2 separate regions of the Homo sapiens genome follow, and region 2 is linked to region 1. The links are chromatin loops, found by intact Hi-C in ENCODE. Cell type or tissue: MCF 10A. All regions are shown on one strand. Links, peaks and the distances in the headings refer to the core of each region. The heading gives the core; the rest is flanking DNA. Region 1 holds the start of LOC124902652 (a long non-coding RNA gene). Region 2 has its middle 130 kb from the start of MIR8068.

Region 1 (15,514 bases), core at 5,095-13,094:
CACCTCAGTGAGGTACCATCTTTTCTCTCCTTACAAAAGAAAACAGACCTAGTTTCCTTAACCTTTCAGCAGAAGCAAATTCCCCAAATCCCTCTGTCATTCTGGTTGCCTTCTGCTGTGCTTTCTCTAGTTCCAAAATATCCTATTTATAGAAAGAAACCCAGAATGAGCTCAGGACTCAGAATATGACCTAACCAATCCTCTTTACATGACTAGAATAATTTTCCCTGACTTTTCCATTGTGCAATGTGCCCAATATATTCCAAATGGATTCTCTTTTCTTTTACTCCAATAGGTACAAAATGATAAATGTTCAAACTATAGCCAATGTTACTGATAATAAGAGGTTGATGTCCACTGTGCTTAAGAACTTTCTAGAATTAATGGGTTCAGGAGCAAATTAGAGTCTGTGGTTTGTGTAACATTAGAGTTAAAGGAACAGGTCTTTTCCTTGAATTATTTTTTGTTATATAGCATTCACTTCAGTTACTAATGAAGTGTATTAATGAAGCCATAATGCAAATGAAACCATAGGCTGGGGCAGCAAGCTTTAGTATTTTGCTGTGCAAAATGTGGCACAACTTCATATCACCTGGGAATCTGTTGAAAATGCCAACTGTTGATGCTGTCCCCAGACTTAGAATCTGCTTTCTAAAGAGTTGCCCAGGAGATTCATGTGCACATTAAATTATAAGAAGCACAGTTTAGCATCTGTGAAAGTTTCCTTCCAGATGTTCTAGGCAGATTAGATGTCAAGCACACCTTGGTAGGCCCTATCATGATATAAAATTGGCTCTTTTTACTAATTTTCACTTGCCTTTCCATGATCCTAAGTTTTGTGACTCCTTGGAGTTTTTATTTCTCATTTTATCCAATTCCTAATATGAACTTACATTTAGTTAAGTACATCTTGCAAGTCCTGACCTGACATGCTCTTGACCCATCTTAATCTCCCTGTCAACTTTTCATATTAACAATGTCACTTCTCTCTTACTTGCTACCCATACTTCCTCTTATTCATCTCTTTTCTGTAAGATGGTTTAGAAAGAGTCATTCAGTTCTTCCTCAGTATTCCATGTGGTCTTGCTTCAGCCTCATTATAGGGTTGTCTGGTGTTCTGAAATTGAGTTAAGTCATGTCCAGATCTTCTGTCTCATGCTTGCTTGTCAGGCTCAGAAATGCACAGAGGTTATTGCAAACTAAATCATGACTTTCCCAAGGCTTTCTCTTGCTTACTTCTTTTTGAAGTTTTGATTGTTTCCTTTATAACTAGGTTTGGTAGATTGAGGATTCTTTGAGTTCTTTTTAAATATGAGCTCAATACCAGGTTCTTGGCAATCATTGCCTATTCTTGCTTTCAGAAGGCTTTCCAAATTGTGTGTCGTGATTCTTTGCCTCTCCTTCTATTACCTGTGGAGAACCATTAGAGATCAGGAAGTGACTAAGAGAGCCAATCTTTCTTCCTACCTGGTCAGAAGCTCTTCTTATATCATAAACAGAAGGCTTTTGCTACCTGTTTTTTGTTTTTTAGGCTCCAAGATAGCAATTATATCACCATCAGGAGCTTCTCTGTGACTACTCTTCTGCATTGATTGTAACAAGTGATCCTGAGGTAATGAAGGGGAAGGCACTGTTGACCTCTCAGCTATTATTAACCAAGCACTCTTTAACTTCTGAGATACTTTAGGTAGAGAATTGTTAACATGTGGATCACCAGTCCCATCAGAGTCCCTGGCACAGAATAAGTACTGAAAAGGAAGGAGAAGTAAGAGTGGGAAGGAAGGATGGAAATAATCTATCCAACTCCAGGTGAGATGGAGAGCCTGGAAATTAACTACAACCAAATAGATTTGGAAAGACAAGTTGGGAGAAAAGAATGGAAGTACTATCTCATCTTTGTCTTCCTTGATATATAGTAAGGAATACACAAACCATCCTATTAAAAGTGACTTACTGAATTTCCTTTTAGAAATAAAGACAGTGGACTTTGTCTTAAGAGGTACTCCAATTATTTCTTAGTTTTCTAAGAAAAAGGAGTTCTCTTTCATTTCTGACTTTGTAGACTCCTGCTTTGTTACCCATCTCCCACCAATTCCAAGACTACACATCTACTGAGTGAAGTTTTTGTGCCTCCTAATACTGATGAGCCTCGTATTAATTTTTGAACCTATCTTCATAAAGATGTGGGCAAAGAACAAGCTTTATAACTGTGGCATAGGTAGAAAACTGTGAATATTAAACAGCTCATCTATAAGGAGTGCAATACCCATATTTTGAAAGCAAAAATCCTTCCTTCTAGGTTGTATTAATACATTTTGCTTTAAGTTTGGTCATGTTGTTAGGTAGTGATCCTTAAGGAATAAGATTTGTTCACTATTCAGTCTGAAATGTTCTTGCCATTACTAAATATAAATGGGGTCAAATGAGCCAGAGAAGTGTGATATTCATATCACAGCTGATTGGGGTTGTATGAAAAAATAAGATAACCCCAGGAATAAGTGCTACTGAGATGAAAATTGTGACACATACAGTGCTTGGCATCTATCTTAACAAATGAAATTATGGCAATCTTTACTTACATTAGACACTGGATTTCTGCAGATGGAAAAAAATTATGTAAGTGAGTGGATGGAGATAAAAGGTTGGAGAGTTGATAGTGCACCAAGAGAAGAGAATTGTCTATCAGATCACTGAGAAATCCAAAGTGGGAATAGGTATATATAGATATATGGCAAACACCATATCTTCACCACTCTCCCTAGCTCCCTATATCAACCCTTATTATTTAGCAACTCTTGTCCATCATTTTGGTCCCTGAGTTGGAGGTTTTAGTAATGGTTCCAAGAAATAAGAGCACTGGTTAAACATATTTCTTGGGAAATATCTTCAGTACAATCATGTGTCTAAATGATTTCAAACTAATCAGTCATTCATGTTCTGAATCCTCAGGCACCTACACCAACAATTCAGGGTATCCCACTGTAAGATATAATTTTCAGAATAAAGATCCAGCAGAGGAGTAGCTGATAGTTTCTATACAGACCACAAACTGTTGACAAAAGAGTCAGAAAAATATATCACATTGATGGCAATGGGGAATAATATGTTCATATACAGTGGTCATCTCCTTATGTCTTTTCAAGATTGCAGATCTGTGCTAGTCATTGAATTTGTCAGTAGGCAAGGAAAGTTATTAACAGCATTATGGATTCCATTCTCAAAAAACCAGTTTTGTCCACAAAGCCTGTACCCCAAGACCTCTGAGAATGGTATGTACCAGCTGTCCCAGTCTTAGGGCAGCATCTGCTGGCTAATTCATGGATGGACAAAAAGTGGCAGTTTGTGGGCAATTTGAGCAGTCCTTTCATTTGGCGAGAACTGTTGTGTTGATGACTGTGAGGGTTTCTGAAATCCTTTCATAAGGACCCATCTCAGGTCTCCAGGAGCCTGGCAAATCTAGAACTACTCCTAATGAGAACCAGGAAGCTTTTGTATACAGATATTTTATCTGGAGCCTAAGATAAGCCTGTTTGACTTTGGAAACATTTCTAGAGAAGCATGAACTCAACACTAGACTTACTGCTAATAATAATAACCCAGTACCAATGGGGGCTGCAATGAACAGAGGTCCATGCACATAATTGGGAAGTAAAACTTATTTTCCATAAGGAAGGCATTTCTGGGATGGGAGAGGGAGGACCTTGAAGCAGCCACTGAATGCTTATGTTCTGTTGCTTCTAATCATCCTATCGTGTAAGTAAGATTTTTCTACATAAGCAAGCAAGAATGATATTCAAACAAAGCACTTTTGACTGGAATAAAGAAACTGGAAATTGGAAAGGGCTGGGTGGTCTGAAACTTAAGAGCTATCCACCATCTTCTGCAGCATCGCTGTGCCTCATCCCTGCAGTCAATAGCGCCACGGCCAGGGCCTGTGACGCCGTTGGTGGGCTCCCCTTGGTGGGAACTCAGAGCGAGTAAAATCATGGTGTCAGTGCCAAAACGACGAAACCTGAAATGCGTCTGGGGACTTCCCAGGGCACTAGCGCTCCTCAGAGCGACGGACATCTCCATAACAACTGGTCTACATTCATCCCTGGTTCTTCTGCTCTGCTGTGCTAGCGATGGCTGAGGGTAGGCAAAGGGCAGCTTCAGTGGAAAGATACCTTGCGTTAGCGCCTCCCTAGGCTGGGGGACGTTGCCAAAGCTCGAGTTATTGCCTATTTCCCGAGATTTCCGGAGTCGTCCCCACATCTCCCGCGGAGAGCGGCGCCCCTCCGCCCCCCCTCCCGCCTCCCCCTCTATTAGACACTCCAAGGGGGTAGTTTGTTTCATTGTGCTTTTTTTCCTCTTCTCAAAGTTCATCCTTTCGCCTCCAAGTTACTTTCCGCCAACACGTGACCTCTTCGCTTCCCAGCTTGCGCAGCCACTGGTGGGGAAGCGCGGGCGCTAACCGCAGGGCTTCCTGGGAGAGCCCCCTCCGAGGTTCGCCACCCCAGCCCTGGCTCCCGCCGCGCTCACCCCGGCACCCCGGCGGCGGGGCAGCCCCCGCAGGATGAGGAAGCGGCTCCGGGGAAGCAGCACCGAGCAGCAGCGGAGCGCCCAACCTGCCGCCTCCCCTCCCGTCCCTGCCTTGGCCCGCGGCTCCGCTCTCCGCGGCTCGCCTTCCGACCTAGCTGCGCACCGGGGCTGTTAACTCACATTTGGGAAGCCATAACCCATTAGAGCAAACGCAGTCATAACTTCATTCAACTCAGCCGCTCGAGAGCTCGGCTTACACAGGTTCCTGTGGGCAACTAGTGGCTCGCCTTGGTGCCTCTCGCCTAGTCATCAGTACCTAAGAGGAAAAGGGAAAGTTGTTGGGCTGGTTCGCGCTTCGACGCATGCAGATGTTCCCAAGGACAAGTCACTTACTCGCCCCCCTCCCCCCAGTCCCCATTTGATCATCACTCACGACCTCATCGGCTGGAGACCCTTAGTCATGATGGGGGAGGGGGAGGGGCACGAACTTTTCTAAGAAGTTTCCTTTTTTTACCCAGAGAGTCACAGTGAGTCGGTCACGTAAACAGCGAGGTTAGTCGTCGCCGTTGCCGCCCCCCACCCCCTCCCTGCTGCGCTTTTCTGGTATTATTATTAAAGCGGTAGTCTGCCGGCGCTGATAAGCAACAAGTTCCCCAGCGGTCTTCCCGCCCTAGCCTGACAAGGCGAAGGTTTTCTTACCTGGCGACAGGGAAATCTCCCGAGCCGAATTCAGCTTCGCCGGAGCCCCAGGTGTGACCTGCGTAGTGGGCAAGGGAGCGGTGTGCAGGCTGAGTTTTTTTTTTTACAGGGGTACCCTGAAACTCCTCACTTTCTCTGGGAACTTTCAGTGCCAGGACCCAGTAACGGGCGGTTAGAAGGCAGCCCTAGGAAACACCTGCTACATAGCAGGGCAGTTGGGCAATCATTGGTAACCTCGCTCATTCATTAGAATCACGTAAGAACTCAAAAGGAAACGTGTCTCTCGGAGTGAGGGCGTTTGCGTAAATCTATAGGTTTTTCGACATCGATGCCAGTTGCTTTGTCTTCTGTAGTCGCCAAGGTGGTTGAGAGTTTAAGCTTGCGGATATTGCAAAGGGTTATTAGATTCATAAGTCACACCAAGTGGTGGGCGATCCACTGAGCAAAGCCGAACTTCTCACATGATGACTTCAAACAAGACACATTACCTTCCAGCATCTGTTGGGGAGACGAGATTTTAAGACACTTGAGTCTCCAGGACAGCAAAGGCACAATGGTGAGTAGCAATAAAACCTGCATTATAATTGAAAAATCTTGACATGTTGCTTAACAACGGGCATATCACGGCTCTTCCTAGCACTTCACACGCCAAAGAACAGCAGCTACTCAGGCCAGGGGAATCGGGTTTTTACACAGTGCAACTTTAATTGGAATCATTTGAGATTTGACACAGCTATGTGGAACTGCGTGGAACAAACTTGGAGCTGGGTGGGGGGGTGTGTGTTATATTGGTTGTTCAAGGCTGATGCTTGTCTCTCAGCAGTCTTGCATTCTATTCTTTTCCTTAATGTGTATGGTGTATGATCATATTCTATGATTTATATGTGGGCATGTAATTGACATTTGCAAGGGGGTTAATTTCCATCTAAAAACAATAATGCTGTTAGAGGTTGGGGTTAGGGGGTGGAGTGGGGGTAAGGGTGGGGTAAAGACTGGGAGTTTAGGTGTAGATGGGGGGTGGGGTTGGGGGGAGAGAAATAAGTCAGAAGTGCATATCACCGGTAATGGGTAATCCTCTCGTAGAAGAAAAGGTTCTCATCAACATGTGATCAACTATTAACAGGATGGCTTTGGCAAAGCCATCCGCACGTGACAAACCGTAAGGAAGTGGAAGAAACCGTCTAGAGCAATATCAAGTATCACTTAATTAGAGATTTTTAAGCCTTTTCCTCCTGCTGTGCCGGGTGTGTAATCCGGGCGATAGGAGTCCATTCAGCACCTTGGACAGAGCCAACGGATTTGTCCGAGGTGGCGGTACCCCCAGGTAGTCTTCTTGGCCCCGCTGTAAAGCCAACCCTGTGTCGCCCTTAAAAAGCGTCTTTTCTGAGGTTCGGCTCACACTGAGATCGGGGCTGGAGAGAGAGTCAGATTTTGGAGCGGAGCGTTTGGAAAGCGAGCCCCAGTTTGGTCCCCTCATTGAGCTCGCTGAAGTTGGCTTCCTAGCGGTGTAGGCTGGAATAGACTCTTGGCAAGCTCCGGGTTGGTATACTGGGTTAACTTTGGGAAATGCAAGTGTTTATCTCCAGGATCTAGCCACCGGGGTGGTGTAAGCCGCAAAGAAGGTAAGCACCAGGGCGGGGACCCCTTGCATCCCCAATTCTTGAGCTATTTTGATACTGTCTTCCGGAGAGGACGCGTGGTGGAGGGGAGGAGGTAGAGGGAGAGCATGAGAGGGGGTTGTTTCTTGGTATTTGCCCAGTTTGAATTGCCCTAGGTGAGAACCCTGGGGCAAAGGGAGAAAGAAAAAAAAGAAACTCAGTCTTCCTGCGGATATAATGAGTTTAGTTAACTTGGACCTGCAAATGTCTGATTCAAATGTAAGATTTATCTCTCTTTTTCTCCTCTTCACCTCCCTCTTTTCCGTTCTCTTTGCTGGTGTGTGTGTGTGTGTGTACAGTAGATTCATTACTAATTATGAAGCTTTTGCAAAACATTCGAATTCCTAAAATTTGACTTTGTAGCATTTAGAATCAGGCGGTGGAGGTGGTGTGCGGTGGGGAGAGGAGGTGGAGGTTGGGAAGAGGGAAGGAGGTAAAGCTAAACCTCCAACACAAAAAAATGAATCAAGGTAATTTCAGCTCTTCTAGTGAGAAGGATTCATTCTCTCTGTATCCCTCCCTCCCTCTCTTTCCCCCTCCCTCCCTCCTTCCCGCCCCCCTTCTTCCACCCCGCCCCCTCCTCCAGCCTCCATCCCTCCCTCATTCTATCTCTTCCTCTCCGTCGCCCTCGCTCCTCGCTGGATGCTTCTTTCTGGGTTTTCTTTTTTTTTTCCCTTCTGTCCTCCCTCCCCGCGAGTTTCGGGCGCTGGCTTAGAGGGTTCCCGCTTTCTCAAGGGAAGGGGAGCTGCCGAGACCGCGCTCCGCTCCCCAGCCGGGCCGGATGCCTCACTGAGCCCAGGTCCGAGTCAGTCGGGGTAACTCAGGGAAAGGGGAGCCTCCGCCTGGGAGTAGAAGGTCCTTTCCGGACCGAAGAGCCAGAGAGCGGGCCGGGCGAGGGGGCCTGGGCGGCTGGAGGCGGTGGAGAAGAACACTTTTAGCTCCGTGCGGCGGCTGGACAGAGCCACCAATCAGCTGGACGCGCAGACCGCCCTGCCAGGGCGAGGTTGCGTCCGGAGGCGCCGGTGGAGGGCGGCCGGCTAGTCGCTGAGCCGCCGCCGCCACCCGGGTGGGCAGGGGACTGGCGGTGGGTGGAGGTGAGGGGCTTGGCGGGTGAGATAGAAGCGGCGCGGAGCCGCCCAGACCTGTGTTCTACCTCTCCCGCCCCCGCCTGCACCCCCGGGGGACAGCGAACTGCCGGAACGCGCGGCTGCGTTATCCTCTTGCCACTCTTCAGGGAGCTCAGGGACTTAGGCGCCCCTGGGCGGGGGCCACCAGGCTCTCCACACTCCTATAACCCTCACCCCCACCCCCTTCTCAGGCCTTTTGTTCCGGCCACAGAGCCAAGCCCGGTGGCAGTTTTCGCCCCAGGGTTTGGTCGTTCTGGACTCCTCCCCCGATCAGCTCTTCTTAATTAAAAGGCAAGAGCTTGGGGTAGGGGTGAGGGGAACGTAGGAAAAATCTGTTTCCGAAACTCAAGACCACTGTTTTAACGAACGAAAGAAAGAATCCCAACTCTGCGCAGGTGGATTCATAGGCGAAGCGAGGATATTGTGGAAATTCAGAAGGAAAAGATAAAAAACAGGCGCTAGGATCAGATGACGGTGATAGGCTGCTCGGCACACAAAGGGAGCGTAGGGCAGGGTTTACGGAGCAAGCCTGCAGCGAATGGGGCACAGATTGTTCCGAGATCCAGTCGTTTTCTCAGTCAGATCTACGCGAAGGGAGGGGAGGGGAGGGGCGGGCAGGGGAGCGTGGCGGGAGGGGCTGAGCTTGGGGGCGGGGGGATTTCTGATCAGTCTGATGCAATTCCAAGCGTGCTGCAAAGGAACTCCAAGGCGCCCGCATCACCATCGCCACCCACCCTTCCCAGATGGTGCTGTTTTAAATACGGATCTGCAGGGCTGAACGCAGAACTGGGAGATTTATTGCAAAATCCCGGGAGGGGCGGGGGGGGGTGGTGTGCGGAACGGGGAATGGAGGAGCAGAATTTAAAGGTGCAACGCTTGCTTTTTCCAATCAGGCGGCAACCGGCCGGAATTATTATTTTTTTCTTTCTGTCTGCTTGTCTCTGGATTCTAATTCACCAAGAAAGAGGTGTAAATATTGTGACATTTTGAGGCAGCTTGATGGATGGGAAAGAAATCATCTGTCACTCTAAATTGCAGAGTTCCCTCTCCCCGCGCCATCCCTTGCTAGCGAATACTCGCTGCTGCCTAATACAGTTGCTAGGGCTTCAAATGAATGCATCGTTAAGGGAATATTATCCTTTTAGTTGACTTGCCAATTTAGTTGACAGTTGAATCGAGAAAATTGTAGATTTCGTGTCTCTGGGAGGAAAAATGCTTAACAGTCTAAGTCTTGTAACCTTGAGGTCTTTAACAACTTAAATAAACCTCAAAAGTGTCACGTCATCCTCTACACACACACACACACACACACACACACACACTCAACTTGTAAGATGACATGGTTTCACCTAAACTGTTGTGGAAATGAATAGCACTTTAAAAATGGTGCACCTGATATTCACTGTTTATGTGTATTTACAAAGAGCTCTTCAGCATGAAGGCAAGACATTTCAATTGTCCTGTTTGGAATCAGTCAGAAGACTAGAAGGTGATGGAGAGAAGAAGGGAAGAAAGAGGAAAGAGAGAGAATTTTAACCTAGATGCTATTAAATTAACAGTAACCTAGCCTACTTTTATACCCCTTGGTCTTGCATATTAATATTTCTGTATGTGAGATTTTAGCTTGGTCTAGCTCCCCCAATGGAGTATACCAGTATTGATTCAGATGAGAATATGAGCATCCTGCCAGTAGCTTTTTCAGTGTCATTGATAGTAAGACCTACAACACAGCAATTTTTGGAGGATAGAAGAGAATATATATAAGGGCTTTGCAAACTGGGAAGCAGGCACTCCATAAATGGGAGGTATCATTATGACATTCTCTTTGCACATATCATTTTCATTTCACTGAACCAGAGTACTAGTTATTTTAAAACATAATCTAATGTATATGCTCAAGGTAGTAAGTGGGGATTTTAAAAGCAAGTGATTAGTTGGCTTATAAAATATTATTTTTCAATTGTCTATTAATGTACATTGGAAAGAAGGCTTTTAAAGATCTAAAATCAACATAAATAAGCTTCCCCTTTCATTTGCCAGACTCTTTCCCTATCAGATTTCTGATCTAAATTCTTAATAAGAAGAGAAGCTGGTGAATTTAGTTTCTTTCCTTTTCCTGGCCTGTCCTCTAGGGGAAGCTTTAGTAAGAAACAACATTCCAAAATCAGGCAGTGAGCGAGAGAGAAGGCAAGGGACTGGATGACCACAAAATAGATAATCAGCCAAGAAACAGAAATGAGGGAAAACCAGCATTAAAGCATGACTTACAAAGGGTTTTTATTTTGTAATTCTGTAATTTTGGGACCAGGCTCAAACTTGCTCAAGTAACATTCACTCGATCATATTGCTTACAATCTGTCAGTTAAAATGATGTCTAACTGAGCATATTTTTTATTAAATATACTTCTCTCAAAGGCCAGTAAAGCTACTCTTTGGTTTTAATTAGACAAACTAGTCTAACCACTTAAATAACTCTAATGAATATGAACTGATATCATCAGATTTAAAAGCTCTGCTGAAAACTAAATTTATTCTGAAAAGCACTGACTTGCCAGAAAAATATCTATTTTTGCAGCTTTCTTTTCACTCTATGGATAATTTAATGAGTTGCTTATTTTAATTTTACAACTGCTACCTCAGAAGTATCTCAAATTATCTTTCTTTGGCTGGTGTCTTTCTCTGCTGATCTGCTACTGCTGTGTGTGTGTGTGTGTGTGTGTGTGTGTCTGTGTGTGTGTGTGTATGGGCGTGTGTGTCTCTGTGTGTGTTTTCTAGTGGGAATTTAACAAGCAGTGAGTCTCTTAAATTTACATGCCATAATCTATGTCAAGAACATTGCGTACTACTTAGCAATAAAAATAAACATTAGCATCTAGTGAAAGCTTACCATCATTGAGTGCTATGGAAATAGAGGTCTTAAAGAAAGATTAAATTTTTCAACAAAAAAATTTTTCCCCTTTTTGGCTTAAAGGTGATTATAATTTCAAAAATATGACATCTTTCCTCTTTTACTTTGGAATGTAGAGCTGCTGCTTTAACAAGTGTCTTTTGAGAAAGATACACGTGTTTCATAAAGATTAATACCCTTAAAACACTATGGTGCAGAGAGGGAAGGATGAATTCTTTAACCCTGCCTCTAATCTCATTTGGCAATTTTTGGAGTATTCATTCTGACTTTTTAAAAATTCAGGTGGATTTTTTTTCTGCTTTCTTTCCAACATTATAAAACAATCCTATAAGAGATTTTTCTGCTATAGTGCAGACTTTATTTGTATTTCCTAGTAATAACACTTTAGATTCATATAGTACTTTGACAGCTCTCTATAGGTTTCATTTGATTTCCTTATCAGTCATGTAAGGTAGGAATCACCAATCACCTTTTACAGATGAGGAAAGTAAGGTGCAGAATTATCTAACACTACACTGCCAGTAAGATGTAAAGACTAACTCAGAGTCTTTCTTCAAATTTTAAGGAAATTTGTGTTTGTTCCTCTCTAGACCATGCTGCCTTAAACTCCACTAGGGCATCAGAGGGAGCTGTAGGCATTATTTTCTCCTATTTTGATTTATTTAATTAAATTAAAAACATTTTTTACAAATAGTTTTCAAAATTTCAGGCCTAATGGAAAGTTTTAACTAGTCTTCCTAAGACAGTATTTCCCTCTCCCACAGTTAGACACTCAAAGAAAGCAGGACTCTTCCTCTAGTTGACATACCATCTAAGTCATAGTTGCTAATTCCCCAAAAAACAAATACAAAGAATAAGAAGAACCAAAGCCAAGATGTACATTACCTTTACTTGTGAATCATAGAATCTGGGTTCTGGGAAGGTTCTCAGAGGTCACTTAGCCCAGCTCATATCTGATACATGAATTCATGCTGGCTTGTTTTGTTTCAATCCTCTGGAATTTCATCCCAGTCTTGGACACTGGGTACTTGTTTATCTTGGTAGATGTTCTGATACTTATGTGGATCATGAGCTTGGCTGATCATTTCCCATTTTGCCCAAAAGGTATACTTTCTATAGAGACTCTAGCATTCATAATTTTATTTTGTAAGTATTAATTGGCAACACATAATTTGCCATTATGTGCCAGGAACTGTATTACAATCTGGAGATTCAAGAACAAGCAAGACCAAATGGTCCCTATCTTGGTGGATCTTGTGGCCTAGAGACAAAGACTGGTCTCTTTATTTGCTCCAATCCTTAGAAGGGGACAGACCTCTGGACTCATAAGATTCCTTTTTTCAAGAGAACACAGTGAATAAGATTAAAAGCCTGAGTTTAGGCTTTACTTCCAACCGCTTGTCAGTACCCAAAAAAGTCAATCAGTCACTCTTGATCTCTGCTTCCTCACACATAAAACAAAAGAGATGTTCTCAGAATAAACTCTAAATTCCACTTCCGTTCCAAGTTTGAGTGATATAAAAGATATAGTCTATAACTATTTCTTGCAGTGTAGGGGAAATTAAGGCCTAAGTTACCCTAACCTTTGGTGATTTACAATTCTGGGTGGGTACCGCAAATTTTTAACTTGTTAAGAAGTATATCATGAAAAAAATCAAAGTAACATATTTGAACCCAGAATAGAAGGAATCTAGGTGTTGAACCTGTTCATTTATGGAATGATGGCTAGGAAAGTTTTAATTTAGAGAATGATCTCAAATTTCTGCGGATTATTTTTAAAAGCAGGTGGTGCGATGGAAGACCTGCTATCAAATTTACTGCTTATTTTCTTTGTGCAAGCAGAAGTTATAATTTTTCAGGTCATTTCCTTTTAAAATCAAAAATATTACATCCTGAAATTGCCTGGGTCTCATGAATAATGCATTATATACACATGATAATAGATAATTAGATGGACAAGCCAAAAGAAACATGAAAGGAAGCAGGTAGCCCAAGGATTGCAGAAGGTGTGTGGGCATTTTGACATCCAGGAAATGCTATAGATCTGTCCTTAACTAACTCAGCCTGGTGGAGATAATTAAGAAAAAAAATGTGGGTGTAGAAAGACTGCAAGCCATTCCCTGGGATTGGCTAGATTGCTGCAGTAGTTCAAAAACAATTGGCACAGCCACCCACACTAGACATGATTGCCCTTTGATGAGGCAGCTATTGACTTTTATAAAGATGTCATATTTAAAATAACTTCTGATGCACTAGGCATAACAGACATCATTCTTGAATTCTATTTTAGACAAATGGCAAAATGTATTACAAAGTATTAATTTAAAAATAAAAAATCTTTAAAGTCTAGTGTCTAAAAACCAGCAGTTTAGTAACATGCAACCTCTGGATTTAAGAATTCAGCCTGAAGCTGGGAGAAAGCTGTAGCTTGTATAGGACATTTTGATCCACTCTGGGCATTTCCCAGACCACTACAGGAAGTAAAATGTACTTTGTCAAAGTTTTTAACCTTTGAGTGAATGTTAAATCCACTCCAAAATCTTCGCAACCTGGGAAAGGTGATCCAACAATTTTCCTAAATAGCGGCAGAAAATGCTCTGAGATCTTTGTTCCCAGAGTGAATGTTATAATGTTATGCTATCTAGAAATTTCCTTGTAGCACCATGCTCATCAGTACCAAAAGGAGTTAGAATTGATTCCTCCCGCTTCAAGGAAATATATCAACCACCTCCTGTCTCTAAGTAACAAGGTTACTGTGGGGAAAAAATACACAAATTAGGTGATTGCAGAAAGGTGTCACAAACATCCAAAGCCTTTGGGATAGGGCATTGCAGTGTGAGTGAATAGAGAAAAGAAAGAGAATGTGGGAAAAAATTGAGAAATAAAAAGGGAAGTCACAGTGGAGTTCTAATTATACAGGGGCTCTTGAATTGACTGTTCTCTACCTTCCATGCTCATTGTTGTTCTGGCTACTTTAGTAGGAAACAATGATTTCTTCTGCTTTCACCTTCCTCCTCCGCTAAGGACTTCTTACTTGCCAATAACTTCCATAATCAATGTTTAAGAATTGCTCTGATGCCCAGTGTGGTGGCTAACGCCTGTAATCCCAACACTTTGGGAGGCCGAGGTGAGTGGATCACTTGAGGTCAGGAGTTCCAGACCAGCCTGGCCAACATGGCAAAACCCTGTCTCTACTAAAAATACAAAAAATTAGTGGTTCATGCCTGTAATCTCAGCTACTTGGGAGGCTGAGGTAGGAGACTAACTTGAACCATGGAGACAGAGGCTGTAGTAAGCCGAGATCATGCCATTGCACTCCAGCCTGGCAAAAAAAAAAAAAAAAAAAAGAAAGAAAGAAAGAAAGAATTGCTCACTGTAATGACTTTCATGCCATGGACTCAACTCTCTTGGCAGTCTGGTAAAGCTTATGTAAACCCTTCTCATAAAAATGTCTAAATGGGGCCAGGCGCGACGGCTCACACCTGTAATCTCAGCACTTTGGGAGGCCAAGGCGGGTGGATCACTTGAGGTCAGGAGTTCCAGACCAGCCTGGCCAACATGGCAAAACCCTGTCTTTACCAAAAAAAAAAAATTAGCTGGGCGTGGTGGCATGTACCTTTAATCCCAGCTACTTGGAAGGCTGAGGCACGAGAATCACTTGAATCTGGGAGGTGGAGGTTGCAGTGAGCCGAGATTAGCCACTGCACTCCAGCCTGGATGACACAGTGAGACTTTGTCTCAAAAAAAAAAAAAAATTCTAAGTGAATGAAATAAATGTATAAGATTACAAAGGAAGCCAGTGGCATTGATGTACAGTTATAAAAACATTTAAAATAATATATTGTGTGATATAGTAATATATATGCTTTTTAATACATTAAATAAGATCTAACAGCAAGGTAAATATTATAATTTTGAAATAATGATAAGTATCAATGTATTTTGAAATATCTATAAAACTGACGTGATATGAAGGTGTCTGTGATGTATACTGGTGAGAAAGCATGCAAGTACTACTGTGTAACATTTCCCACACATATTTAACAACAGAACACTTGAGAAGCACTTATTAACACAGCATAGATTCAGAAATATTAATTTAGTAAATGTCAACATTAGCCATTGTTGTTTCCTTCCTGGCAAAAGGAAATCAGCATTGGGAGAAAACTTTTAAAATTCACATTTGCCATTAGACAAGCTGTCAAGTGGGGAAAGGACCAAATACTGAGAAGGCCAGGGTATGGTAAGCATGTTTCTATTGACTGAGCTTGCTATTACTCTAACGTTTATCTTTAGCATCACCAGCACAACCCCATTACCCTAGCAATCCATCACTCCATTGAAAAAGATAAAAAGTTCAGATTCTGGTCATTAACTCAGCATTGCTTAAGATACCTGTTCTGACCTCACTAACCCAAGAGATTACTGAAACTCTTCCTGTTTGTCATTACTACACCATGGGAAATTATAATGATGTGGGATGACATTTACTCTGCATTCATCCAGTGCTGTTATTTGTTTTGTATTTGGCATATATTACTTAACTCTTAAAGTAACTCTCAGAGATAGATTAAGAAAACTAGAGCTCAGAGAATTTAAGT
Region 2 (15,514 bases), core at 5,019-13,018, 630 kb before region 1:
AAATAATTACATTGTAAAACAATGCTAGGAAAGATATAAGCAAGGTTATGAGATACCAAATATCCAGCAAAGGCAACTTTAGGTAGAAGGCCAGGGAAGACCTCTTTGAGAGGGTAACATTTGAACTGAGAGACAAGAGGGAGCAAAGAGCTGAAGTCATAAAATTATATGTTCCCTAGTAGCCTAGTGGTTAGGAACAAAAAATTACATGTAGAGAGACAACACGTGCAACAGCCCTGAGGTGGAAAATAGCTTTGTGTGTTTGAGCAAGAGCAAGACAGCTAAAGTTCCAGGAGGATAATGAGCAAAGGAAAAAGATAGTATAAGATAAAGTTGGAAAGGTATGGGGACTCCAAATCATCTGAAACCCTGTAGCAATGATATATATTATTTTATTCAATCCTTCCACAAACTTGCTAAGTACAGTTGTCCCTTGGTATGCCTGGGGGACTGGTTCTAGTACCACCACCCCCTCCCCTGGCAAATACCAAAATCCAACAATGCTAAAGTCCCTTATATTAAATAATGTAATACTGCATATAACTTATGCAAATCTTCCTCTATGCTTTAAATCTCTAGATTACTTATAATGCCTAGTACAATGTAAATGCTACGGAAATACTTGTTATACTGTATTGTTTTTAATTTGTATATTTTATTGTTTATTTCCCAAATATTTTCAATATGTGGTTGGTTAAATACATGGATATGGAATTCATGGATACGCACGGCCAATTGTATTAATATATCTTTTCTTTCAATGAAGAAACAGAGGTGTAGGGAATTTAATGTAATGGTGAATCTTCTCCAAAGACCAAGAAGACCTGGCCTTTGCAGAACTACTATTAACCTACAAAAATTTCCAAATTGACATACTTTAAATAAAATTTTTCCCCCAGGCTCTTGGATTGATTGGGCCTAGAAAAACCTCAATATTTATTGAAATGTATTAATTTTTGCAAAGTCTTTCAAAAGAGCCACCTTCAGAACAGTGACATAGGGATACGGTTATATGATTAACTTCTACCTAAAGGTGGTAGCTGAAAACAGTTAATACAAGTTGGGATAAAGGGAGAAGGTGCCATTGAGCCTTGTCTTTGTGTAGTAGCAGGCAAGTACTTTGGGGGTGACCCAGGAACATGTGGACACTTTGTGCTCTGTGGGAGTGCTTTTGTGGGTCCTTCAGAGTTCTCCTGTAGGGACCTTTCCTAGTCCCAGAGATGCACTCTTCACCTGCTCTCTCATTATTTCTTTGTTAAGGGAAAGGTCCTCTCACTCACCTCTGTATTGATGATTTTAAAAAACTGCTCAGCCTCAGTATCCCACCCATTTCTAGTTCCATGTCTCCTACTCCCTTCCATAGTGATTCTCTAAACATTTTTGTTGGCAACATACTTTGACATAACTCAAAACATACACGAAGGGATTAAAAGTTCAATACTGATTTAAAAATAAGTTTTGTAAATTGAAAAAAAGAAATGTACCCAATTATTACACCACTCACCGATTTCCCTTAAGCTTTATGTCACTATGTGAGTAGAAATATTCACTGCCCTGACCTTTCTTGCTTCTGTTGTTGAATGAGCTGAACTAAGTAGGATACAATAAAGTCAGGGTTTTTTTTCATCCACTGCTGCCCTCAAGCCATACTGCCAGATCTCTATTCTCTGTACTCTCAGACCAATTCAATAGCTTTTCTAGCCATATCTGACTAATAACAGAATAGAATCTTTCAAATATTAAAAATAAATCTAAAACGACATCCAATCTCTCATACAATGTTAGGTTCCTCTCTGTCTTAGTATGCCATGACCCAAGAATTCTATAGATTAGCAGTTAAGAAATTGATAAAGCCCACTTCTTCACTGCTCCAACATACTATTCTCCTCTCCCCCAATATGTTACTCTTGGTAACACCAGGTTGGGACAGGGAAAAGATGAAAAGGCAAAGGGGAAAAAGGGTTCATCCATGAAGAGTGCTATTGTTATCCAGTTCTGGTGTGCTCTGCAGATATTTTGTGCTCTATGGGAGTGCTTTTGTGGGTCCTTAAGAGTTCTGCTGGGACCTTTCCTAGCCCCATAGATGCGCTGTTAACCTACTCTCTCTCATTATTTCCCTCTCAGCTCCTGCTCCAATGGTACGTTCTGTAGTCTCATTTCTTTGCTGCCTTTTGGCAAGTCCTGAGATATGTCCAGCTTCTCTCTTAGAATATGAGGTTCTTCTCAGCCATTGTCTTTAATCACAATTACAAGATAGACATTAGACATTGCTTGACACCTTTTTTTTTTTTTTTTTTTTTTGAGACGGAGTCTCGCTCTGTCGCCCAGGCCGGACTGCGGACTGCAGTGGCGCAATCTCGGCTCACTGCAAGCTCCGCTTCCCGGGTTCACGCCATTCTCCTGCCTCAGCCTCCCCAGTAGCTGGGACTACAGGCGCCCGCCACCGCGCCCGGCTAATTTTTTGTATTTTTAGTAGAGACGGGGTTTCACCTTGTTAGCCAGGATGGTCTCGATCTCCTGACCTCATGATCCACCCGCCTCGGCCTCCCAAAGTGCTGGGATTACAGGCGTGAGCCACCGCGCCCGGCCGACATCTTATTACACTTACATACTTATGAGGAAAAGATCTCTTGCATCCCAGTTAAGCCCCCAATTTTTACACAAAGATTATACCTCTTACCTCATCTTTCCTTCATTCACTGGCTACCTGCTGTCTATCACATGGTAGGCACTCTTGTTTTGACACTTCCTCTAACAGACATAATCATATGAGCCTCTGTTAGAGCTAAGTAAATTTTACATATTAATCAAGGTCTGGTGGCACACCCTTCGAAATTTTGATGCCCTCCTGCCCTTCTGTGTATTTCCACTTGGATATCTCTTATCATTTCAAAATTAATATTCTCAAACAACATTTTTCTCTTCAAAATGGCTCCTTGTCAATAGGTAAGATATTCTTCCAGGCATTTATGATCAAAAACTTAGGGTCAACTTTTTGAGCCTTTTGCTATCTGCCAAGCCCAGTTGGTCATCACCCCCTTTCATACTTCTGGGGCTCTTCTCCTTTAGGCCTCACATTACCTTACTCTGAAGAGCTGCAGTAATCTTTTAACTGGAGCCCCAGAATATGGGCTTTTCTTTTCTAAGCTAGGCTGAATATGGCTGTATGACACTTAAATCCTGCTTTCATAGTGATGTTCTAATTTTACTGCTTAAAAGCCTCTCTGTTTCCCTACTGATGCCTGACAAAATTTCTAGACTCATATCTGACCATCTCTTAACACTTTAACCTTTTCTCCTGCTTTTCCGTATCATGCAACTGATATTATAAACTAGGCCATTGTTCTATGAATATATATTTTGATGTGATCATTTTGATTCTGGGACATTTTACTGTAAACATTGAACCATTGAGCTGTCAGTTTTTGCTGTTGCCTGGATGCCCAATTATCTTTCCTCCCTCAATGAGCTTCACCTCATCTTGACCTCAATACATCCATGACCCTTGGGGGTGGGGTGAAGATTGGGGAGAGGGAAAGGGAGGGCTGAGGTACTGGGAGAAATCAGAATCTGAGATAGAAGAGTTCAAAGACAGGGTAAGGAGCAGGAATAAGGTGAAACTTAGGGATGGGAAGAGGAAGAGGAATGTATATAACATTTTGTGCTTGAAAAATGTTACACATTTGACTTAGTATGTAAAAATGTCTGCATTAAATTTTGTTCTTTCCCTCCTGGACACATGAAGTTTATGATACTTCTAAGCCTTTGCTGTTCCTTGAGTGCCCTCTACTCATATTCAGGTCCACAAATATTTACTGATTGTCTCCCCTACTATCCTGCCCTAGTTGTTAGAGCAATAGAGGTGAGTAAAACATGAGGGAAAGTCCTTCCCTGAAGGATCTCACAGGCTAGGGGGTAGACAGGTCAGCTATTAAGTTTAATATGAAAAATGCTTCAAGTTGTTGTGGGAGCACCAAAGTGACACAGCCATGTTGGTGGCTGATTTCATAGGTTTCTCATTTTTACCTAAACATTCCCTCCTCCCGGCAGAAAGGTCAGACAGAATTTTCTTGCCTATGCTGTGAAGAGGTGCAGGTTAGGCCTTGGGACATCTCCAAAAGAGTTTAGATTCTCCAGTGCAACCTGCAAAGAAAGTAAGTAGATTTAAGGTAAACAGAATAATAAGTTACATTACCTAGAATCACAATACCTATACTATATACACTTGCCTCACAATTTTTTTTTCTACAGTGCCAGTTTTCACCTTTGTAACTATGACACCCTATTGGGGGAAATTAAGGCAGAATGGGTAAATAATTTGCCTCATGGTTTCAGGCAAAGTGAACCTCCTAGCTAAGTTTATAAAACGTAAACAGTCTCTTGCAACCTTTGGCTTTAACGCCTTCCTAGCTGTGAGCTTTCTTTCTTTAAGACCTGTCAATACTGCCTATGATTTTGCTCAGTTGTAAATTTCCTGCCACACCTTATTTCATCATTACATATGACTGGTGAATGTTGTTCTTGTGTACTTAAATTGCCTTAAGTTTACACTTAATTTATACTCAAATGCAAAGACACATATATCATACTAGGGCATAGGCAGCAAACTGTTCAGACTCATGGAGTTGTATACAACCTTTCACTTGGATAGTATAGTAAGGTTTATAAAACACTTTCTCACATGAATTAACTCATTGACTTCCCAATGAGGTAGAGATTGGTATAGACATGTGGGGCAGGGAGCTAAAATGAAGATTCCAGATGTTTATGCTACTTGTTTGTGTTGATAAATAATTGTTTCTGAATTCATAGCTTTGGGCCCGGTGCAGTGGCTCACGCCTATAATCCTAGCACTTTGGGAGGCTGAGGTGGGTGGACTGGATTGCCTGAGCTCAGGAGTTTGAGACCAGCCTGGGCAACATAGTGAAACCCGTTTCTACTAAAAACACGAAAATTAGCTGGGCATGGTGGCGCGTGCCTGTAGTCCCAGCTACTCAGGAGGCTGAGACAGGAGAATAGCTTGAACCCGGGAAGTGAAGGCTGCAGTGAGCTGCGATTGCACCACTTCACTCCAGCCTAGCAACAGAGCAAGATTCCATCTTAAAAAAAAAAAATTTTTTTTAAATTCATAGCTTTAAGCAGTCTATCTCAAATTCCATACGGTTTACAAGTAGAGTAGACCCTGCTGCTATTGCCCTACTCTCTAGGGAGAAATTAATGGAGCTCATTCTAATTTCTCACTGGATAAACTTCTCAAATCCAGGTACAATATGGGAGAGTGAGAGATCCTTGCTCTGAAAAGTTGCTTGGTAACCAGTGACCTAGCATAAATATATTTTAATAGTTAAGGTAAAGAATGTCTATGTGGGAGTTTGTCATTTCTGCTTCACAAAATTCAAATGTTTACATGTAATTTATTTCCCCAAATATAGCAGAAGCTCTTAGGGACAGAGATTTTTGTCTTATAGTGCTCAGACAGTCAGTGAATACCTATTGATTGATAGCATCAATTTTTGAATTATATTTATCCCTTTTCACAATGTGCTAACTGCAGTACAAAATGAATTCCCTATTTGGGGTCAGGTGCTTGACCATAAAAAGACAAGAAGTCAAAAACAAGTAGAGAAAAAGAAGGAGTGTATTAAAATTTAGCAAGACCAGGCTCTTATCCAAAAGTCCTCAACCCAAAGTAATTTTGTTTATAACTTGATTTTTCCATTAGAGGAACAATTGTTTTAGTTTACTTGGATTGATTCAGTAGTTAACATGCTTAAATTGTAGAGTATGGGTGACCTTTTTGTTTTGTTAATGCCAGATGTAATTTTGTAATAAAACTAATTTTGTTTATTTAAAAACCACATTCAAATTGTGAAATAGGAATTCTACCCTCTTTGTTCTTCTTTTTTTCTCATTTCCTTCAAATACATCTAAAATTATCCTCTTGCAAATCAATGGATTTGTGAATTTTAGCCATCATCCATAAGGAAGAAACAAGAATTTGTGGCCCAGATTTGTAAATATTCCCATGGATCAGATTATGGTGGCCATCTCTCTTTTGGATACAGGAACCGTTTCTTATTTGTCTACAGGCCCTAGAGCACATAGCATATAGAAGGTATATAAATAGTGCTTGAAAGAAAAGTATATATGGAAAGAGTAGAGAGGAAAGGCCAGAGCTTTTATCTAATAGCCTGTCTAATACAGGTGGCTATCTCCACTGTAGCAACAGAAAGACTTTTAAGGGAAAGAGAAAAACTCTGCAAGACATCCATGAAACAAGTCATTGTGCCCAACTCTCATCATTTATGCAACACCTTCTGTGCAATTCTATACTCCTTACATCATTGTTAACATTTGTAATCTTATTTTTTTATTAACTTCTTTTCTCTAAAAATATTTACAAAGGAAGCAAAAGGAATTCTGATACAAATCAGAACAGTAGTTGCCCACAAAAGATGGAGATTGACGAGGACTTTCTGGGGAGATGAAAATGTTCTAAATCTCAATGTGGTAAATATACTTGTTAAAACTCATTGAATTACATGCCTAAGAACTGGGCAGATTAAATAATTTAATTCTTTCTGCAATTAAAATATATTTAAGGTAAATAAATAGATCAAGGAACTAAACATACTCACAATTAAAGCAAATAGTGTTATTAAATTCTAGATACTACTCCTTATAGAAGGCTCTAAACCTGATACTTGCTTTCTCTTTTTAAAGCAAATAGTAAGCAATTAAAAAAGAATAAAGACATGTTAGTAGCTCTATATCTTCCTCTTTCCTTTCCTTTATTTAGACAATATATTAGTATCCTGCCTTCCATTGTCAAACAGCCCTGTGTGAGGCCGGAAAAGGTAGCCTGCCCAGATAAGGAAGGCAGACCTGTGCAGAGGAGGCTAATCTGAACACAGGGCAAGTCCACCTGCAAGGGGTGTGGTGGCCCAGCACTATCAGATTGGCCACACCCAGGGAGATTGAGCAGATAGTAAATATATTGTGAATAATGAGAACCAGGTTTTTCACTATTGGAAAGGGAGTGACAATTAAAGAAAAGATAAAGCAATAATAAACCCAGCCAAAATTGGATTAAAATTGAAGGTACTAGAGTGAGCTATTAGTTTTAGTTGTAGATGTATATAGAGATAAATATAAATGTATGTGGTTCCTAGCTATCTGCTGAAACAGCCTAAGAGTAATAGTACTCCAGTAGTAATGATCACCTAATGCTCATATCTTCATTTGAAATACTGAAATGAACAAAGACTCCTTGAAGAAATGACTGAATCCAGGGCTGAGGCTGAGAATGTGATGAGCCTGGAACACCTTTCATAATAGAAAGAAAGGAAATACTCAAAGAATGCAGACATATTAAAAGAACACAGAAGTAAGCTTGAAGGAACTGGCTCCCAGTGGCCAAAGTACAATTGAAACATTAAATAATGCTAAAAGAGCAAATTATAACCCATTGAATAATCTAGTACCCCAATGATATAAATACATACATACATACATACATACATACATACATACATACATACATACATACATAAATGGATAGACAAAGTTCAGTGGTGGCTCATGCCTGTATGTAATTTCAGCACTTTGGGAGGCTGAGGGAGTGTAGCTTGAGTCCAGAAGTTCGAGACCAGCCTGGGCAACATAGTGAGACTCCGTTCTCTACAAAAAATAAAATAACTAGCCAAGCATGGTGGCATGCACCTGTAGTCCCTGCTACTCAGAAGGCTGAGTTGAGAAGATTGCTTGAGTCCAGGAGGCTGAGGCTGCAATAAGCCATGATTGCACCACTGTACTCCAGCCTGACTGATAGGGTGAGACCCTGTCTTAAAATAATAAGAAGAAATTCAATAAATGGGTAGAAGAGTAAGCTCTTCCTTACAGCAGAAAGCTTCCAATAAATGTGGAAGGAATATTGTTTTATAAACTCACCATTTGGCAATAATCATAATAATTAACCCAAGCAAGAAACTTCAACAGACACTACAACTAGTAGGTCAAAATGAGGTAAAGAACGAGATTTTTACATAGTCTCAAAGTATCTCCATTCAAAACATTTTTTTAATTACAAAGGGAACAAGAAGTAGAGAAACCTGGTGGACGTAATCTTAATCAAGTGATTGAAACAAACACCATCAGTAATGGGACACATAGATATCATGTGCAATCTCATAGGATGGTAATGAAAATAAAATAGTAAGTGTGACAGTCAGACCAAAACTTCATAACCTGGGTCTAGTCATGAGGAACCATTGGCAAACTCAAGTTGATGGATATGTTGAAACACAACTGGCCAATCTTCAAAAATGCTAAAGTATCGGTGCAAGAAGAGGACACTGTCTAAATTCTGCTTAGAGATGTTAGGAAAGGCTTACTAAAGGAGATAACTTAGATATGGTCTTGCAAAATGAAGCAGCTGTCATATAACTTAGAGAGAAATCATTCTAGGCACAGGAGACAGCATTTTCAAAAGTGTGGAATTCCGGGTACTATAGTGAGTTGGGTGCCTAGAAAGCACAGAAAGACGGTAGCTGCAGCCAGGGAGATGGGCTGGGGCCAAATTATGAAGGATCACTTTCCTCTGTATTTTGCACAGTAAAATGAGTACACAGAAATTCAGTGATTAATCCTGAAGGAATTGGAAAAGACATTAGCGTTGATGGGTTAGTCCAGGTCCTCTGAGAAGCAGATGCCAATTCAGGATTGAATACAGAAGGAGTTTATTAGGAGAAATGCATTCCTGAAAGAAAATATCGTAGGAGCTGGAGAGGGCTGGAAGAGCCATGAGATTGTAATGTAAGTCTGACCCCAAGTGAAGATGAGAGGTAAAGATGGTTGGGTCGTATGTTCAGCAAAACCATTCATGAATCCTTCAGCCAAAGTAAATGACAGTAGTCCCCTTCTCTCCCAAGAATCAGGCTGCCCTACTATTCCTACCTCACTTTACCATTGGTAGGAACTACCCCTTGGTAGGTATGGCCTCAGTGGCAACACAAGACTGCACTTCAAAGTGCAGCAGCAGGTACCCTTGGTCCATTATGCTCCCTGTAATAGAAGGGAAACAAAGCACATTCTCATTACCACCACATCTTTTAGAAGAAGAGGTGAAGGAAATTCCAAGGAAACATGTGAAGGAGTTTAAGTGCAAGTATTTGGTATTTCATCTTTGTTCTTATTTAAGTATCAATTTCCTCTTAGTTACAAGAGTCATAGACATTTTTGAGCTGAGCCATGACTACATTTGTCAATCTGTGGTTAGTAAACATGGACATCTAATCTGGGAGAGTCTATCATTTTGCTTTGCCTTAATGTGGTCAGTCTTCTGTTTTTAGTCTTTGGTGCACCTGTGGAGGCTAACCTCAATAATACATAATTCTCTTTTCCCTGGAGTTACTTGATGTATTATGGAACACAAGTTGTTGTACACGAAACACATGCTGGTTAGTAACTATACATGCCTTAAATAAAAATAGGAAAATAAATTTGACTTCTATTTAGTAGGAAGACACATTTCTTCTTAAACATTGTTATTGTTGTAAAGTATTTTTGATTTTGAAAAGGTTGGGAACAATTGAAATCAACAAATTTTCTTGTGATTCTGATGAAGTTGAAAAGACTATAAATCCATAACAAAATTTCAAGTTGCTTTAGTTTATTCTTAATTACAAATTTTCTAAACCCCATTAAAGAAAGGAAATGGTCTTTCTAGACTCATTTTACCAGGTTTGGAGTATCTTCCTTCTCTATCAAGTGCCTAAAAAGTCCTCCAGATTGCATAAGAAACACCTATAAAATATGACTCATTGCATTTTTGGTGAGTAATGCAATTAACACTGTAATATTGTAGCCACATTTTAAAAAAATCTTATTTACATTTATTAACTGCTAGCACTGGGAACATTTTTAACTCCAAGAAAGATTCAAGATGCCCAGTGTAGATTCAAAAAAACATAACAATGTGCCCTTTCCTCAAAGGATAATGTGCCTGTTTCAAATGATGCCATTTAAAAACACAACAGAGCATTTAATTGGGTAAAAAACTGGTGCTTAAATTTCAGAACATATTTTCATTCAGTGGCAAGAAAATTGTTATTCCAAAAATGAGATGCATACAGGACGTAGCTTAACTGAGGAATCATGCTAAAGATGTGTCTTTAAAATAGTTGCTGCATATGAGTGATAGCTTTGACATTTGGTCTTCAAGACTACTCCTATTTTTATATTTTTTGTGTGATGAAGGCGGTGAAGAATTTCTATGTTTTAGAAAATAATCATTTAATACCTTTCATTATAAATGTCATTCCTGGCCTCATATATGCTGTGATTACTTGTTCCTGGTCAGGAATGCATTGATTTACTCAGAATAGACACCATCTTTTAATTCTAATGTGAAAAGCAATCCTGGTGTGGTCAGCCTGAAGCAATTTTTAAAGATGTTGCTATGAGTTTGCTTGATTTTGGATGTAGGTACAAAGGTCTGTTTTGGTCATTTTATTTTAAAGGCTGTCTTGTTGGCGCACCAAATCCACTGGTCCTTTAGAAAAAAGGAATGAAAAGATGCAGCTTCTTCATACGTAAGGGTTGCTGCATTGCAGTTCAGAGAACACAGATTCCATCTTATTCCATGTGTGATGCAGCAAAGTATTATACTCCTTTTTCTTCAAGCTAGAATTGTATTTCCCAAAATAATATATATGACTATCCTGAGTTAGAAAAGATAAACTAGGCAAGGTGCGGTGGATCACACCTGCAATCCCAGCACTTTGGGATACGGAGGCGGGTGGATCACCTGAGGTCAGAAGTTCAAGACCAGCCTGGCTAACATGGTGAAACCCCGTCTCTACGAAAAATACAAAAAATTAGCCGGGCGTGGTGGCGCACGCCTGTAGTCCCAGCTACTCTGGAGGCTGAGATACAAGAATCGCTTGAACCTGGGAGGTGGAGGTTGCAGTAGGCCGAGATCACGTCATTGCACTCCAGCCTGGGTGACAGAGTGAGACGCTGTCTCAATGATAACAACGACAACAACAAAAAAAGAAAAGATAAACTATTCATTTATTGCCAGATACTTATGGTGGGGGACTGGAATTATTTTTAAAAGGTGAAAAATGGATTATTTCTTTAAGAAAGCCAGATATACCTGTAGTGATTAAGTTCTTAAAATGTAGTCCAAATTGAGATGTGCTGTAAGTGTAAAATAAACACTGGATATTGAACTCTTGAACAAAAAAAGAATATAAAACGTTCCATTTTTATATTGATTACATGGTGAAAAAATTTGAATATATCAAACAGACTATACTATTAAAATTAATTTCACGTTTCATTTTACTTTCCTCAATGTAGCTTCTCAAACATGTATAATTACAATGTGGCTAAAATTTGTGGCTTGCATTATATTTATATTAGACAGCACTAGTCTAGAATAGTCAATCTATTCAAATCCTCAGACATCACTTAATCTCTTCCATTCTTTGTGCCCAACACAAAATTTCTGTGAGGGCCCAGCTTAGCTTTGCAGGGACACTGGCCATATTAATTGATGACAAAATTGAGATTCTCTTAGACAGTGTATGGAGCTTGAAGCACCCAGGTATGAAAGAACCAGATGAGGTTCAAAGGCAGAAATCTCAGCCTTTACCCTTTGACATATCACTGGGTCACATGTGGGAAATGTGACTTGAATTGAGAGAAGTTTCTCTAGTACAGGAGTTATTGGACTGGAGCCCATGATAGAACTGAAGAGCTTTCATAAATCTCTTGATATTATAAACAAAATTAGTGTGCATGTGCTGTTTTCATTAGTGAGCCTGTACTTTTAATTAGATTTTTCAAAGGTTCAGGAACCATGGCTTCAAAAATATTAAGAATCCTAATTCGAGGAAGATATGGCTCATTCAGACAGGTTATTATCTCATAATTACTGTTACATAGTCATCCATGTCTCTCAATATTAGTATTCTTAATAATGTGAATATGTGCATTCATATGTCATGGAGAACTAAATGGTGCTTGGTCATCCTACAGAGAGCATTTTGAGAAAACTATATCATGGAAGTCAAAGTGCATGGCGATTGGTGAACAAGAATAACAAAAAGTAAGGGTGAAACAAGTAGACTATCAATGACATTACAAGAAAAGGCCACCTGGTGAATTATGTCCCAGGAAATTAAGCTATTGATGATTCAGCAAAAAAACTCTTGTAGTTCTCACCTTAAACGAATGTTATAAACCCAGTTCTTTTTGGAAGAAAACTTCATTCATTTCTTTATTTCTTTGGGCTGTCATAGTACTTACCTTCTATTACAGAATTTTCCCTGTTTATCTACTATCTTTTCAAAATTGGCATATCTGTCTCACCCTATATTAAACAGCAGTCTTCAAGAACAAGAAGCACTTTTTTTACTCTATTGCCCCCAGTGCCTTGCAAATAGACACTCAATAGATGTTGAGTAAAATAATAAATGGTTGTTGCCTGATTTCTGTACATTTCAAAATAAAAGACAACCTATGCACAAATACAACTTTAAATATTAGAATTTATTTGGAAGGCTAAATAAAAGGCTAGAGCTGTATAGAGTTTTAGTCAAACAGACTAGATTTAGCATTTGATCCTGTTCAATGCTCAAAAATTTAACTGATCTGAAGAAAGACTGCATGCAGGACTGCAGCTGCGATACACTTTTCCCAGGCCCAAACAGTGCTGAGTCATTCACCACAGTTCGTTTGTGAGTGAAGGAAACAAACTTTTAAGTTAGAGAAATATAAGCAGTCGTAGATCTGGGAGTCATCAGGAAATGTTTGCTACTTTAAAGAACTGACTGAAAGTTAAACAGGTTAATGTGACATTTCAAAGGGATTTTGAAATTCAATAGCTTTCTCTAGTTGATGTTTATTCTCTGGTTGTAAGGCAAATGTTTAATTTCTTCTAAGGAACAAAGATAGATTCTAGAATAACTAGATAGGTTCAATGTTCACTATAAGTTTTTTTTTTTTTTTCTTCTCCCTGACCTTCCCCACCCCATGAAAAAATATTATATATGTATGTATACAATGGGAAATGAAAAAACATCTGGCTGGCATTTAAACATGGTTTTCTTCATCATCAAAGGGGTTTGTATGAAAACAATAATTTTACAGTTAGAAGTACATTGTCATCCAAAAGAGAAAAGCAGAATCATAAAGAATATACATAAATTCAGGAAGAGGACATATTCTCTTTTTCTTACCAATCAGCACTGTGTAGGAATGTAAGATGTTTGCCATGATTAAGTGAAAGTTGTATGAGTCAAATAATCTCTTTCAAAAGCACATTATCAAATGTTGGTTAGTAGGGCTAACGACAAAGATATGTGACAGAACATACTGTATTACAGACTAGGATGTGAATTGTACAACTGTGCATACAAAACAATTTCACAAAGCTTTATTAAGATACTGAAAAATCCCATTTAGGTGAATCAGTTACCAAGTAAAAGTGAAGAACATAGTTTAACTTAACATTCAGATGAAAGAAGCCTTAAAAGTCATCTATTCTAAACCTGTTATTGATTTGGTTATAAATAACAGAAATCCAACCCAAACTGATTCCATTTTTTAAAATGGGGAAGAAAGGACAGAGGAATTTCATGGCTTATAAAATCCAAGAATGGGGCCAGGTGTGGTGGCTCATGCCTGTAGTTATAGTACTTTGGGAGGCCAAGGTGGGAGGATCACTTGAGCCCAGGAATTAAAGACCAGGCTGGGCAACATAGAGAAACCCTGTCCCTACAAAAAAAAAAAAAATTAGCCCAGCCTGGTGCCACACACCTGTGGTCCCAGCTACTCGGGAGGCCGAGATGGGAGGACCACTTGAACCTGGGAGGTTAAGGCTGAGTGAGCCATGATCACATCTGTGCACTCCAGTGTGGGTAATAGAGCAAGACCCTGTATCACAAAAAAATAAAAATAAAAATAAAAATAAAAAAATAGAATCGAAGAATGGGTGCACAACTAAATCATGGGAAGGGCATAGATACACCTGGGCTTCTAGAACAACTGGGATGAAGAATGTGAATGCTCCCAGGAAGAGCTCTCCAACTCCTGTCTTTTTATTTTCCTTCTGTAAGTTGTCACTCTTTTTTACATGGTGAAAATGTGGCCCTGACAGTTTTAAGTTTTACACCTTTCAGACATTGAAGTGGGCCCAAGAAATCCCCTTTTCTCATGAATGTTTTTTAAAAATAGGAAAGATCTAGATTGGGTCAGTCACCTGTAGCCAGGATTAGCCTAGTTTTACATCATAGTCTACCCCTGGGCCAATTAACTGTGATAGGAATGGAACAAGAAATTTGGGGTGATGGTGTGGTGATAGAGGGTGGTCATGGAATGACATGGAAGATTGCAAAATGGCCACACAGAGAAGAGTCCACTCCAGAAGTGGAGAGTACACTGGCATGTCCAATACAAACTCCATCATTTTACAGATAAGTAAGTAGAGATGTGTTATTTTAGCCTATTTGACAAACTAGTACAACGGTAACTAAAACAAAAACAAAAAAGATACTACTTTGTGCATACCCTATTTAACTCTTGTATATATAAATATTCATGTTTAATACACCCACCTTATAAAATAGGTGTTAACATCCTCATTTTTCAGAAGAGTAAAATGAGGTTTAGAGATAAATTTATATGCAAGATGATTCCAAAATCTGTGCTCTTTCAAAATAATACTGAAACTAGACTGCTTTTGTAAAATGGATATACATTCATTACAAACATTTTAAAACAGAAAACATTTTCAAAGAATGATTAAACATACTAAATCCCTCCACCTAGAATTAAACATCATTAATAAAGAATATCTTTCATGTATCACTAAGGACAGAAGAGTAAATAGAATAGCAAATTTTTTTTAATTATACTTTAAGTTTTGAGATACATGTGCAGAACGTGCAGGTCACATAGGTATACACGTGCCATGGTGGTTTGTTGCATCCATCAACCAGTCATCTACAATAGGTATTTCTCCTAATGCTATCCCTCCCCTAGCCCCCCAACCTCTGACAGGCCCTGATGTGTGATGTTCCCCTCCCTGTGTCCATGTATTCTCACTGTTCAACTCCCACTTATGAGTGAGAACATGTGGTGTTTGGTTTTCTGTTCCTGTGTTAGTTTGCTGAGAATGATGGTTTCTAGCTTCATCCACGTTCCTGCAAAGGACATGAACTCATCCTTTTTATGACTGCACAGTATTCCATGGTGTATATGTGCCACATTTTCTTTATCCAGTCTATTATTGATGGGCATTTGGGTTGGTTTTAAGTCTTTGCTATTGTGAATAGTGCTGCAATAAACATATGTGTGCATGTGCCCTTATAGTAGAATGATTTATAATCCTTTGGGTATACACCTAGTGATGGGATTGCTGGGTCAAATGGTATTTCTGGTTCTAGATCCTTGGGGAATCGCAACACTGTCTTCCACAATAGTTGAACTAATTTACACTCCCACC

What was found. Peaks named below come from ENCODE experiments on the same cell type or tissue, not always from the same donor. Only the 100,000 strongest peaks of a DNase experiment are listed, where the experiment ranks them.
Region 2: it touches region 1 in a loop (5-fold over the local background); 2 of 110 quality-filtered maps call a loop at or near these places.

What each region holds. Positions count from the first base shown.
Region 1 is chr11:27,711,674-27,727,187 of GRCh38, reverse strand. It overlaps LOC124902652 (a long non-coding RNA gene), which reads right to left and starts at 4,946. Exons shown (of 2, transcript XR_007062633.1): 1 at 4,702-4,946; 2 at 1-1,410. It also overlaps a transcript of BDNF not described here. RefSeq lists an enhancer at 4,700-5,208. In MCF 10A, for the core only: a CTCF peak has its summit at 9,640; DNase peaks (open chromatin) are centred at 7,847 and 8,727.
Region 2 is chr11:28,340,719-28,356,232 of GRCh38, reverse strand. It overlaps a transcript of METTL15 not described here. Among named protein-coding and RNA genes, the nearest start is that of MIR8068, 130 kb to the left of the region's middle. In MCF 10A, for the core only: no CTCF peak of the experiment used is centred there; DNase peaks (open chromatin) are centred at 9,812 and 12,732.